Linked DNA regions of Homo sapiens: regions 1 and 2 are each linked to region 3. A link is an interaction called in ENCODE POLR2A ChIA-PET data of the cell type or tissue named here. Cell type or tissue: Panc1. All regions are shown on one strand. Region 1 overlaps LINC01115 (long intergenic non-protein coding RNA 1115). Region 2 overlaps PXDN (peroxidasin). Region 3 holds the start of LOC105373480 (a long non-coding RNA gene).

Region 1 (4,000 bases), 110 kb after region 3:
GACACCAGAGGCTCTTCTCAAACAGAACTGGCACTGCCTGACAGGCTACCTCTCACGAAGCCAGCATCACAACTGAGCACACGATTTTATTCAGTCCTCTCAGGAAAGAGCAGTTTTGTTTCACAGATGAGAAAACCAAGCCAGGGAGAGCTTCACTTACCTCTCCAAGGTAAATACCTGGTAGCTGCTGAACCGAGAGTTTGGGCAGAGGCTTTTCAAAAAGTCTTGAAGCTCTCCAACACCGTGAGACATGGATGCCCGTGAGGCACCTTCCTACGTACCGAAAGGGAATGTGCAGTGGAGGGGGAATCCCAACATCGTCTTTGGAAAGAGCAAGGGACAGACCAGTCCTGTAGGACCTCCCTCCCACCACCTTCACCCTTCTCTTCTCTCTCTCCTGTCAGCATCTGAGTTCCTTCCTTGGTCTGCCTGCTTCCCCATGGTGGGGGTGGCCCACCCGCCTCAGCCTCTGGCCGTCACTCCCCGGAGCTGGAGCCATGCCCGGCCAGCCGGTCGTCCACCCCTGATTCCTGCTCTTCTAATCCATCCCACACAAACTGCTGCTGGATGGATCTCCCAGAACAAACCCTGTGCTCACACCACGGCCAGACCTAAGGGCTCCTGCAGGCCACAGAAGCGTTTCCCTGGGGAAGGTGGTTGCCACGAGCTTCACAGACAGGCACAATCACATTCATCTCGGAGATACTCGTGTAAGACTCGGTGTTGCTGAAAACACATGTGTGTCTTTGTTAAACTCTGGGATTACAGGGATTCTTTAAGTTCCTAACACATATGATGAATATCCAGGAGAGAATCAAAGACTCACTTGCTCTTTCCAAAGGACCTGATCAGAGTCCTTATCTCCTGGTAAAAGAAACACCATTTGGCAAATGCTGGAACGCTGGTTTACAGGACACCGTGGCTTGAAGGTGCCCCCAATGTTTGTGTGTTGGAAACTTCATCCCCAGAGACACGGCCTTGGGAGGTGGGAACTTAGAGGGGCGAGTGGGCGGTAAGAGCTCTGCCCTCAGGAAGATTCATCCTTCATCGCAGGAGTGGGTTTCTGATTAAAAAAAAAAGGGATAGGGTTCTCTCTCTCTCTCTCACCTCTCTCTCTCTCTCCCTCTCTCCCTCTCCCTCACTATGCCCATTAGGACACACATAGGCTGGAAGAGAAAGGATGAAAAAATACATTCCCTAGAAACAGAAAGCAAATGGGAGCAACGGTGGCCACACTCCTGTCAGATTAAATGGACGTTAAGTCAAACCTGTAAAAAGAGATCAAGAGAGTCATGATGTGAGGTTGAATGGGTGGCTTCATCAAGAGCATGTAACAATTGTAAATACATCTTTACCAGCGTCAGAGCATCTAAGTATATAAGCAAATGTTACTAAATCTGAAGGGAGAAGCAGGCAGCAAGTCAATTAAGTAACAATATTGAGAGGCCTCAGGGGCCCACCGCCAGCAGGGGGCAGACCATCCAGGTGGAAAATCAGTGAAGAAGGATTGGCCTTAAACTACGTGTCAGGCACCTGGGCTCACTGGCCCATTGAGACCATCCCATCCAGCAGCAGCCAGAAACATGCTCTTCTCTAGTGTCCCAGAGCATTCTCCAGGATAGACTGTACACTGAGGCACAAAACAAGTCCTGCCTGATTTAAAGAGACCAGAATTACATCAAATACCATTCCCAGCCACAGTGGTACGAAGCTAGAATCAATAACGGAAGGGATTTCAGAAGATCCGCAAAGGCGGGGAAATTAAACACCTTACTTCTGAATCACCAGTGGGTCCATGAAAACATTATAGAGGACATTTAAATACATCTTGAGACAAATGAAAATGGAAACACAACATATTAAAATCTATGGGACACAGCAAAGCAGTTCTAAGAAGGAAGTTTTTGGCAATAAACACCTACATCAAAAAAGAAGAAAGACGCCAAATAAACAGCCTCACGTTACACCTCACGAAACCCGGGGAAGCCAGAACACACTAAGCCCCCACTTAGCAGAAGGAAGGAATGGTAAAGGCCGGACAAGGAACAAAGGAACCGTCTTCATACCTCACCACGCCGCATTCCTTGTCTATGAATATTGATTATTTATTTTGTAATTGATCCCTGGCAGTGTTCTATCATCATTCCTCCTTCTTTGTGCCTGGAGACCCGATGCTGAGTCACCAACCTGCCTTCTTGTCTGCCTGGTATCGTGTGGCTCCGCCTTTTGCGTTCACTTCCTGGGTCTCATTTCCTGAGGATTTCCTGTGTGGAACACACACTTGGGTTTTGTTTTGCAATCTCACAAAATATACTTTCTTCATTAGATCAATGAATGGAAGCATGGTTAACTATTTCGTGTGATACAGTGTCTTCCTTTGGTCCTTTGGTCACAGAAGGAGGAAAACGGTCCTCCCTGACTGTCCGGCCCCTCTCAAAACTTCACGTGGGACACTAGGTCAGGGTGGGGGCTGAGGGGTTTCCACACCAACCACTCTCCATCTCCCTAAATACCAGCTGGGTGTCCTACAACTTAACTCAAGTCTGATGCTTTCTACCTGGGGTTAGCCCAGGCCCCTGGGCTAAAGACTCAGCCCCACAAGGTTGCCCCTCTTCAGATGCCACTCCCAGGATCAGTGTCCCTGGTTATCCCCACGTCTGTACAACTTGGCTCCAAACTGGGTCATCAGCTGTGTCACACAAGCACTACACTAACGTCAGGTGTTAACAGGAGAATGTGGGTGTGGGACACGGAAACACGCTTTCCAATCTGTGCAACTTTTCAGTAAATCTAAAACTATTCTAAACTTGTTTTAAAAAGTGTACTCTTGAAGGTGCTATAGGATAGATAAAACACTTCAGAAATATCAATGAATATACAGTCTATTACAAATTGATGTAAAATTTTTAATTCTTTTTTTGTAAGCTTGCTACAAAATTGTAAATGAGCTAGTGGTAAGCTTTGGGTTTATCATTATAACATACTGACAGAATCTCATTTTATTGCTACTTTTTGCTTCCTGTCTCCAGAGGCTGACAAAAGAAAAAAGACGAATTAAAACTCTTGAAGGTACGTAATTTTCCATACATCACCAAGCAATAAAAACATCAGCAAAAAATTAAAGATTGCAATTTAGTCTAGCTTTATAACTAATACATGAGAAGTGCATTTAAGCAATTTAAATTAATAGCATGTCACAGCAATAAAGCTGTTGCTTTTTTTCTAAGTCAAATATATACATTTTATAATAGTGCTTAGCTTTTTAGCATTCTAATATACAACTTTTAAAATCACTGTGGAATTGCATCCAGATAAGGCTGCATTTCTCCTCCCCCAGGAACTTCCTGCTCTCCTCCCTGCCCAGCCCTGTGCCCCTCACCCTGGGGCCCCAGGCTCTTCTCTTCTCTCTGGCACTGATTTTCTGTGACCTTTGCTCTTCTATCCTATCCTTGGGCTACAATTTACTAGATTTATTGAATTAAAATTTTTCTCTCCTGCAAAAGCTAACAGGTCAAGGAAAAGAAGGAATGCTCAGGCAAGTCTAAGTTCAGTGTGCTTGTGTTTCTCTCTGCAGAGGCTCACACGTAGCACACACTGCACACGGCACGGCCGTGTGGACTCAGCCCTCACCACCACCTCGTCCTTGGGCCTCAGAGGAGCAGCAGGACCTCCCCCCAGCCTGAGGAGAGTTAAGGACTCTTGTCCAAGAACATTTCAAAAAACTGAGTTTTAAAGATCGAATTGGCTGCTATTCATGATGCATGGACTGGCAACGAACCATCCAAGTATACCATTCACAGCGTACCACCCATACCACCCACAGCTTACTATCCAAGCATATCATCCACAGCATATCACCCACAGCATACCATCCAAGCATACCATCCACAGCATATCACCCACAGCATACCATCCAAGCATACCATCCACAGTATACCATCCACAGCATACCACCCACAGCATACTATCCAAGTGTACCATCCAAGCGTACCACCCACAG
Region 2 (4,000 bases), 970 kb after region 3:
GCAGAGCATGTCTGCACACATCCCAGGGGCCCTGGGCCTCCCCTGAGGGAGAGGCAGACCGGCTCAGTTCACTCCCAAACCCACATGACCCACTGAAGACACTCCCTCCATGAAGGCTGGGGTTGGGAGGGGTGAATGTAGGAGGCAGCCATGTGCCACTCCCCATGAGCCCAGATGCAGGGTGCGGCTCCCCACGACCTGGGATGCAGGGTGCAGGGTGCAGCTCCCCATGACCTGGGACACAGGGTGCAGGATGCAGCTCCCCATGACCTGGGATGCAGGGTGCAGCTGCCCACGACCTGGGACACAGGGTGCAGGGTGCGGCTCCCCACGACCTGGGATGCAGGGTACAGAGTGCAGCTGCCCACGACCTGGGACGCAGAGTGCAGGATGCAGCTCCCCATGACCTGGAACGCAGGGTGCAGGGTGCGGCTCCCCACGACCTGGGACGCAGGGTGCAGGGTGCAGCTCCCTGTGACCTGGGACGCAGGGTGCAGAGTGCAGGGTGCAGCTCCCCGTGACCTGGGATGCAGGGTGCAGGGTGCAGCTCCCCACAACCTGGGATGCAGGTGCGGCTGCCCATGACCTGGGACACAGGATGCAGGGTGCAGCTCCCCACGACCTGGGATGCAGGTGCGGCTGCCTATGACCTGGGACGCAGGGTGCAGGGCACGGCTGCCCACGACCTGGGACGCGTGGAGTGTCACCAGCCCTTTTGGAGAGTTTCCCGCGTGGAGTGTGGGGCTACAAGGAGCAGTTCTCCGTCCATTACGGCCTCCCCCAGGCACTCCAGGCCCTGCCGCTCAGGCATCCATGTGGCTTGGACACCGTCAAGGCTACTGGCTTCTCTGATCCAGCTTCTTCAGGGTCTCCAGACCTCAGTCAGAGCGAGAACTTGGATCCGACTGGATGCCAGATTCAAGTTCTACCCTGCCCTCCGATTCCTGGGCTCTCAAACCCAGAGACCGTCCCAGCGTCTCTGACCTTCAGTGAGAGTTAGGAGCTCCCGGGTTATTCTATGAAATTGGGAGCTGGTCTGTCCAGCACCTAAAGATCTATCTGGGAGGGTGGGGCTTCCCTGTCCCACTGGCAGCCTGGTATTCACTGGGTCACAGTCCTGCCTCCATGTGATATCAAGTCCTCCAGGGAGCAAGTGCAGTAACAACTGTTTAAGTCACAAATCGGACACGGTCTCACTGCAAGCCACAGAATCTTACATCCTGCTGGCATTGCCAGAAGCCAGTCACCTGCCCCACTAATAATACAACCTGAGAGCACGCTGCAGTGTTCACCAATCAGCTCTAAGCATCACCTGCCCCACTAATAATACAATCTGAGAGCACGCTTCAGTGTTCACCAATCAGCTCTAAACATCACCTGCCCCACTAATAATACAATCTGAGAGCACGCTTCAGTGTTCACCAATCAGCTCTAAGCATCGCCTGCCCCACTAATAATACAATCTGAGAGCATGCTTCAGTGTTCACCAATCAGCTCTAAGCATCGCCTGCCCCACTAATAATACAACCTGAGAGCACGCTGCAGTGTTCACCAATCAGCTCTAAGCATCACCTGCCCCACTAATAATACAATCCGAGAGCACACTTCAGTGATCACCAATCAGCTCTAAGCATCGCCTGCCCCACTAATAATACAATCCGAGAGCACGCTTCACTGTTCACCAATCAGCTCTAAGCATCACCTGCCCCACTAATAATACAATCCGAGAGCACGCTTCACTGTTCACCAATCAGCTCTAAGCATCACCTGCCCCACTAATAATACAATCCGAGAGCACGCTTCACTGTTCACCAATCAGCTCTAAGCATCACCTGCCCCACTAATAATACAATCTGAGAGCATGCTTCAGTGTTCAGCGATCAGCTCTAAACATCACCTGCCCCACTAATTATACAATCTAAGAGCACGCTGCAGTGCTCACCAATCAGCTCTAAGCATCACCTGCCCCACTAATAATACAATCTGAGAGCACGCTTCAGTGTTCAGCGATCAGCTCTAAACATCACCTGCCCCACTAATTATACAATCTAAGAGCACGCTGCAGTGCTCACCAATCAGCTCTAAGCATCACCTGCCCCACTAATAATACAATCTGAGAGCACGCTTCAGTGTTCAGCGATCAGCTCTAAACATCACCTGCCCCACTAATAATACAAACTGAGAGCACGCTGCAGTGCTCACCAATCAGCTCTAAGCATCACCTGCCCCACTAATAATACAAACTGAGAGCATGCTGCATTGCTCATCAATCCCAGATGCCTCATCCACGCCTTCTGAACATCAAACTGTCAAATCGAAGTAATCAGAAAGAAATTATGATTTAATTGTGATATGTCTGACTTTTGTGTAAATAATCAACCCACACTTTTCACCCAAATTTTTGGAAGCACGAGGTTGCCAAAAGTCTTCCAAAAATGGAACAAAAGAAATCCCTGCGGAGGGGCTATCAGCTGTCAAAGACGCAATAACTACACAGAAGAGGACAAAAAAGGGGAAGACATTTCCCTGCACAAGGCAGGGAATGAACACACTCTGGGTTCTTCATTAAAACTTGGTGCAGAGGAGGGATTCGTACCAAGGTGCCGAAAGCGACGATCTGCAGATATCCTTCCCCTAGCAGCATGCCGGTGACTGTCTAAAGGGAAGAAGAATCACCATTTAAGAGGAGCCCATTTAGGATCTACGTTTTACCACACTTACGTCAGCACCCTAAGGGCTAAAGAGGAACTCTTAAGGCACTGGAAAGTTACACAAAGCGAGAGAACGGAAACCAAACGCAGGCAATCCTCAGCGGAGCTCTTCTCCAGCTGGAACAATGAGCTTTGTCCCGAGAACAAGGGGGGCACGCCCAGGCCTGGAAGCTGCAGGATGAATGGGACTTCTCAAGTTATCCTCCCACCTCCCCGCCAAGTAAACCCGGGAGCTGGTGTTTGTTTTGGAGCTGGCCTTGCTGGAGCTGAGATCGTGGGGCTGGGCTGGCTGTCGGCATGTGCCCTGGCGCAGGCCCAGGTCTCATCACGCACCCTCTGTCCCTGCCATTGTTCTGCAATTAGTTAAGAGGGGGAAACATGCTTCTTACAACCCAGCAGGACGCTTTAGCCGACAAAGCTCCTGGATTTAAAAGAGGTTCGCCCTTTCATGTTCCAGCAGCTCCTCTTTGGTCTGGGCCTGGAGTTTGCCCCTGAGGCCCCCTGTGGATGGACTGAAGGGCTTTGCTCAATCCCACCCAAACACCAAGAACCCAGTCAGCCTCCGCCCTTCGCAGGAAGCCTCTTCCTGACTAGAATGACAAAAGTCATAAGAAGCCCAAGTGATTCTCAATCCTCCTTTACAGAGGCAGAAACAGAGGCCGGGGAGGTTCCGCCCTGACCCACGATGGCAGAGGAAGGGGAGAGGGGTCCCTGATGCAGTCACGCACCCAGAACCCCCGACTCGCCCCGCAAGGAAGAAACAGTGAGAGCTCCCTGAGCTGCCCTCACCTCCAGGCCATGGTGTGACGGAACCTCCTCTCCCAGGCATCTGAGTTGCACGGGCACTGGGCACGCCCAGTTCATAGAAACGGGGACATCTTTTATGGTATCGATTTGGATCACCTCACTTCCTGTATGAGACACAAATCACCAAGAGCACGTGGAGTCTGGTGTGCCCGGCTGGGTTTGTTAAGAACCTCTCTACGTGTACAGGTTTTATCAAGTACAGTTTTTTTAAGGAGTCACTGATGATGCAGAATGCTGGCTCCAAAACACAGTCCTGCAGCGCCCTTGACCATGGTGTTGTCTGATTTCACAGACAGCACGGTGACAGGCATGATCTGCTGAGGCTGCCAGTTCACCGCGGGAGGGAGCTGGTGGCCGGTCTTCCCCACGGGAGCCAGGCTCCGTCTGGTCCCTGCGCCCTGGCTCTGATCCCACCCGTGGAACTGCAAAGAATATCCCAGCCCCTGTGCTCGCCGCTCACTCATTGGTACTAGCGACACATC
Region 3 (4,000 bases):
ATTAATTTATTTCTATCTTATCATCAACTGAACCATTGTTTTTAAATGTCAGGTTTTACTAATAATTTCTATTTTCTTTTGTGCAGTCTGTAAACATCCTGCATATTTCAAGAGTAATAGAAACATCAAGTTTGCTGCCTGGCCTCAGGGCTGGGGCAGGGCAGGTGTTTTTACAGACGCCTCCTACGTCTGTGGTGAATCTCTCAGGCATTTGCTTGGTTACTATAAACCTTCGGTGTTTCTAGAGTTCTGACAAAGTTGATTCTGACCGTTTTGCTCAGTTTTTTCAGTGATTCTGTGAAGGGACAGACCTTGGATTTTCCTCTCTGCTATTTTTGCAGACATCAGTGATTCTGTTGATCTTTGGTCATTACACAGTCCTTATTTTCCGGAATACACAGCCTGATCACAGTGTGTTATTCTGATTTAAAATTTCACTGTATGGTGATTTGTTAAACTGTTTAGCTATTTTTACATTTCTTGGGAAATTTTGGAAAATTTCCCCCAAAAAACAACTTTTTGGGGAAAAATTAAATGATAATTCTTTCTTGTAGTGAACTCCAGGTTTCAGCATCCATGCTATTCTCTCCCCAAAACATTAGGCGAGAATCGTTTCCTCTTTTCCTATCCTGGGAAGATGAGATGTGAGCTGAGCCCTATTTCTTTTACACACTTAGAACAATTTTTCATGAAAGCCATTTAGACCTGGATTTTCTTTACCGCTAGGCTTCTAATTATGTTTTGCTTATAATTTACATTATTTTAAATTAACAAATCATAATTGTATGATATTTATGGAGCACAATGCGATGCTATGACGTATGTTTTCAGTGTAGAAGGATTAACTCAAGCCAATCACACACTGCGCCTCACATACTTGCTGTTTTGGGGCCATAGATTTGAAATGTGTCCTCTTAGTGCCTGTGACATACACGTGCGTCATTGCTGTGCAGGAGGCAGGGGAATGGGGGGCCAGGGAGTGGGGAGCTGGAGTCACAGGACCCAAAGTGACAGGTGCATGGAGGAATGAGCTTTTTATTTATTCATTACTTTCATGTCCCCATGCAGCAGTCACAGAAAAAAAAAACATGTAAGTAAGAAAAATTTTGAATGTAAACTAGAGAGTAGTTAGTGGCCCTATTGTAGACTAAATAATGGCCTCCTACAGATACCCATGTTGCAGTCGGCGGAGCCTGTGAATGTCCCTTCCACGGACCCTGCAGGTGGGCTCAGCGAAGGGCCTGAAGATGGGAGCTGACTGTCCTGGGGGGTCCACTGGAATCGCAGAGGGCCTCGTCAGAGGGAGGCAGAGATCGGAGTGAACCAGCCGCAAGCCAAGCACTGCGGGCACCAGGAAAGCTGGAGAGGCAGCGAGGATCTTGGGTTAGAGCCTAGTGAGGGGGCGCGGCCCAGCCAGGAAGGCAGCCAGGATCTTCCCTCAGAGCCTAGCGAGGGGGCGCGGCCCAGCCAGGAGAGCTGGAGAGGCAGCGAGGATGTTCCCTCAGAGCCTGGCGAGGGGGCGTGGCCCAGCCAGGAGGGCGGGAGAGGCAGTGAAGATCTTCCCTCAGAGCCTGGCGAGGGGGCGCGGCCCAGCCAGGAGAGCTGGAGAGGCCCGGAGGATCTTCCCTCAGAGCCTAGCGAGGGAGCGCGGCCCAGCCAGGAGAGCTGGAGAGGCAGCCAGGATCTTCCCTCAGAGCCTGGCGAGTGAGGGCGGCCCAGCCAGGAGAGCTGGAGAGGCAGCGAGGATGTTCCCTCAGAGCCTGGCGAGGGGGCGTGGCCCAGCCAGGAGGGCGGGAGAGGCAGTGAAGATCTTCCCTCAGAGCCTGGGGAGGGGGCGGGGCCCAGCCAGGAGAGCTGGAGAGGCAGCCAGGATCTTCCCTCAGAGCCTGGCGAGGGGGCGCGGCCCAGCCAGGAGAGCTGGAGAGGCAGCGAGGATCTTCCCTCAGAGCCTATCTAGGGGGCGCGGCCCAGCCAGGAGAGCTGGAGAGGCAGCGAAGATCTTCCGTTAGAGCCCAGCGAGGGGGTGTGGCCCAGCCAGGAGGGCTGGAGAGGCAGCGAGGATCTTCCCTAAGAGCGTGGCGAGGGGGCGTGGCCCAGCCAGGAGAGCTGGAGAGGCAGCGAGGATCTTCCCTCAGAGCCTGGCGAGGGGGCGCGGCCCAGCCAGGAGAGCTGGAGAGGCAGCGAAGATCTTCCGTTAGAGCCCAGCGAGGGGGCGTGGCCCAGCCAGGAGGGCTGGAGTGGCAGCCAGGATCTTCCCTCAGAGCCTGGCGAGGGGGCGGGGCCCAGCCAGGAGAGCTGGAGAGGCAGCCAGGATCTTCCCTTAGAGCCCGGCGAGCGGGCGCGGCCCTGCCTACACCCCGACTTCATCCCAGTGAGGAGGACGTCGGACTTCTGGCCTCCAGAGCTGTGAGAAAATACATTTGAGATGTTCAAGCTGCCCAATGTCTGGTCATTTGTTACAAAAGATATGGAAAATCAACGCACCAGTAACTGGAGAAAATTGATCACGACTGAAAGGCAGTGGGCAAAACGTACTGTTGTAGGTCAGCCCAGACCAGAAACTGTAAGTCTATCAAACAGGCGGAGAAAAGCGGCCACCGTTTTATTCCTCAAGAATTGCACAGTGTTTATTTAAGTCAGCAACCCTGTGGAGCAGATTTAAATTTTATACAATTTCTAGACATACGGCATGCACCCACACGTGTATAATCATCATGCATGCATTATGTATGCATATGTGTGGAGGGACATATGCCAGTGTACGTGTGGGTGGGTACAATGAGAAAAGATACAGGGTCTTTAATTATGGAATTATCCAAGTTTCTATTCTTCTCAGAAATCACCATAATGTTTTGGGAATTCTCCCAGACTGCTTCTTGCACTGAAAGTTGTTCAAAATTCTGTTAGAAATTCTCTATATTTTGTCTAAAAATATGCTTCCCATATTGATGTGATACAAGTGAGGAAGAAATTACAAAATATTCACTGAGTAAAATAGCAATTTAAATGCATTGAATTAAATTGAGGACCTGAAAACCTAAACACAATTTTTCCATTGCTTGGTTTATGTGAAACTGGACCTGGAGGTTTTTGTTTTGTTTTTTCCTTCCCCGCCAAAGGAGGAGAGGGTTCAGCTTGGTGCATTGGAAAAGTTTTGTAAAATTATGTCTTAATGGTTTCTGTCAGATTTGGAAAGAATCATTGGCAGTCTAGGGAAAAGTGGATTTACACAAGGTACCGAAATTACCAGGTGATAGAGAAGACGTTTAAATTTGTGGGCCCTCACTCTGAGTTGAGGAAGGGGCCCCTGGTGTTTTTACGACGCACACTTTCTTACTGCTGTACCTGCTGTGGAATCTAGTGAGATTCTAAGTAGTCCTATTTAATTGTGAGTCAATAGTGACTTGCTGGGTGCGGTGGCGACTCCCACGGCGGATGGCTGGGTCGAGAGCACATCTTTATTTTCTCTCTAGATCATTCTTCTTCCTATTTTGATTTGAGAAAGGGAACGTGAGAATTAGGTCAACCAGAGTGTTTTCCCAGTAAGTGTTGAGGCAGGCGTTTGCAAGGAGCAGTATTGGAAGCGTTTCCGGAGTTTTCCAGTGTGTTCGGGTTTCACCTGCATGTCAGGGTTCGTCACCGTCACAGGAACCCTGGGTCATTTTGCCAACTCAGTAGAACGGGGCTAAAATGTAAGAGAAGTAACTTTTATTTTGAGAACATGCTCAAAAGTCTAACAAAATGCACACAGGGGATACAGAAAATAGAATGTGGCAAGGTGGGAGTCTGTGGAGGGAGTGGTGAGTAAATTGTAATCCGTCTTGGAGACCGTTTCCAAGTTTACACTACGTGAAGCGGACGGGGTTTGTGATGCACACAGGGCACAGCCCCCAAGCCCGGGTTCTCCATCGCTTAGTGGGAATGCAGCCTCTGTGTGGTTTCAAGAATGGACATCTGAGTTCTGGCCTGTGTCCATTTCAACATATTCACTGTTTGAAAG

What was found. Peaks named below come from ENCODE experiments on the same cell type or tissue, not always from the same donor. Only the 100,000 strongest peaks of a DNase experiment are listed, where the experiment ranks them.
Region 1: POLR2A ChIA-PET joins it to region 3 with 6 read pairs; 1 of 35 experiments calls an interaction of 5 or more read pairs at or near these places.
Region 2: POLR2A ChIA-PET joins it to region 3 with 6 read pairs; 2 of 35 experiments call an interaction of 5 or more read pairs at or near these places.

The regions. Positions count from the first base shown.
Region 1 is chr2:853,153-857,152 of GRCh38, forward strand. The region is part of intron 1 of LINC01115 (long intergenic non-protein coding RNA 1115); the gene reads right to left. Among named protein-coding and RNA genes, the nearest start is that of LINC01115, 13 kb to the right of the region's middle. RefSeq lists an enhancer at 1,243-2,440. In Panc1, CTCF peaks have their summits at 1,466 (motif pointing right) and 1,669; a DNase peak (open chromatin) is centred at 1,512.
Region 2 is chr2:1,705,175-1,709,174 of GRCh38, forward strand. The region is part of intron 1 of PXDN (peroxidasin); the gene reads right to left. Among named protein-coding and RNA genes, the nearest start is that of PXDN, 37 kb to the right of the region's middle. RefSeq lists enhancers at 1-560, 2,411-3,056, 3,057-3,701. In Panc1, no CTCF peak of the experiment used is centred here; no DNase peak of the experiment used is centred here; H3K4me3 peaks cover 425 bases; H3K27ac peaks cover 2,148 bases.
Region 3 is chr2:738,568-742,567 of GRCh38, forward strand. It overlaps LOC105373480 (a long non-coding RNA gene), which reads left to right and starts at 918. Exons shown (of 5, transcript XR_007086128.1): 1 at 918-1,383. In Panc1, no CTCF peak of the experiment used is centred here; a DNase peak (open chromatin) is centred at 2,144; H3K4me3 peaks cover 1,800 bases; H3K27ac peaks cover 916 bases.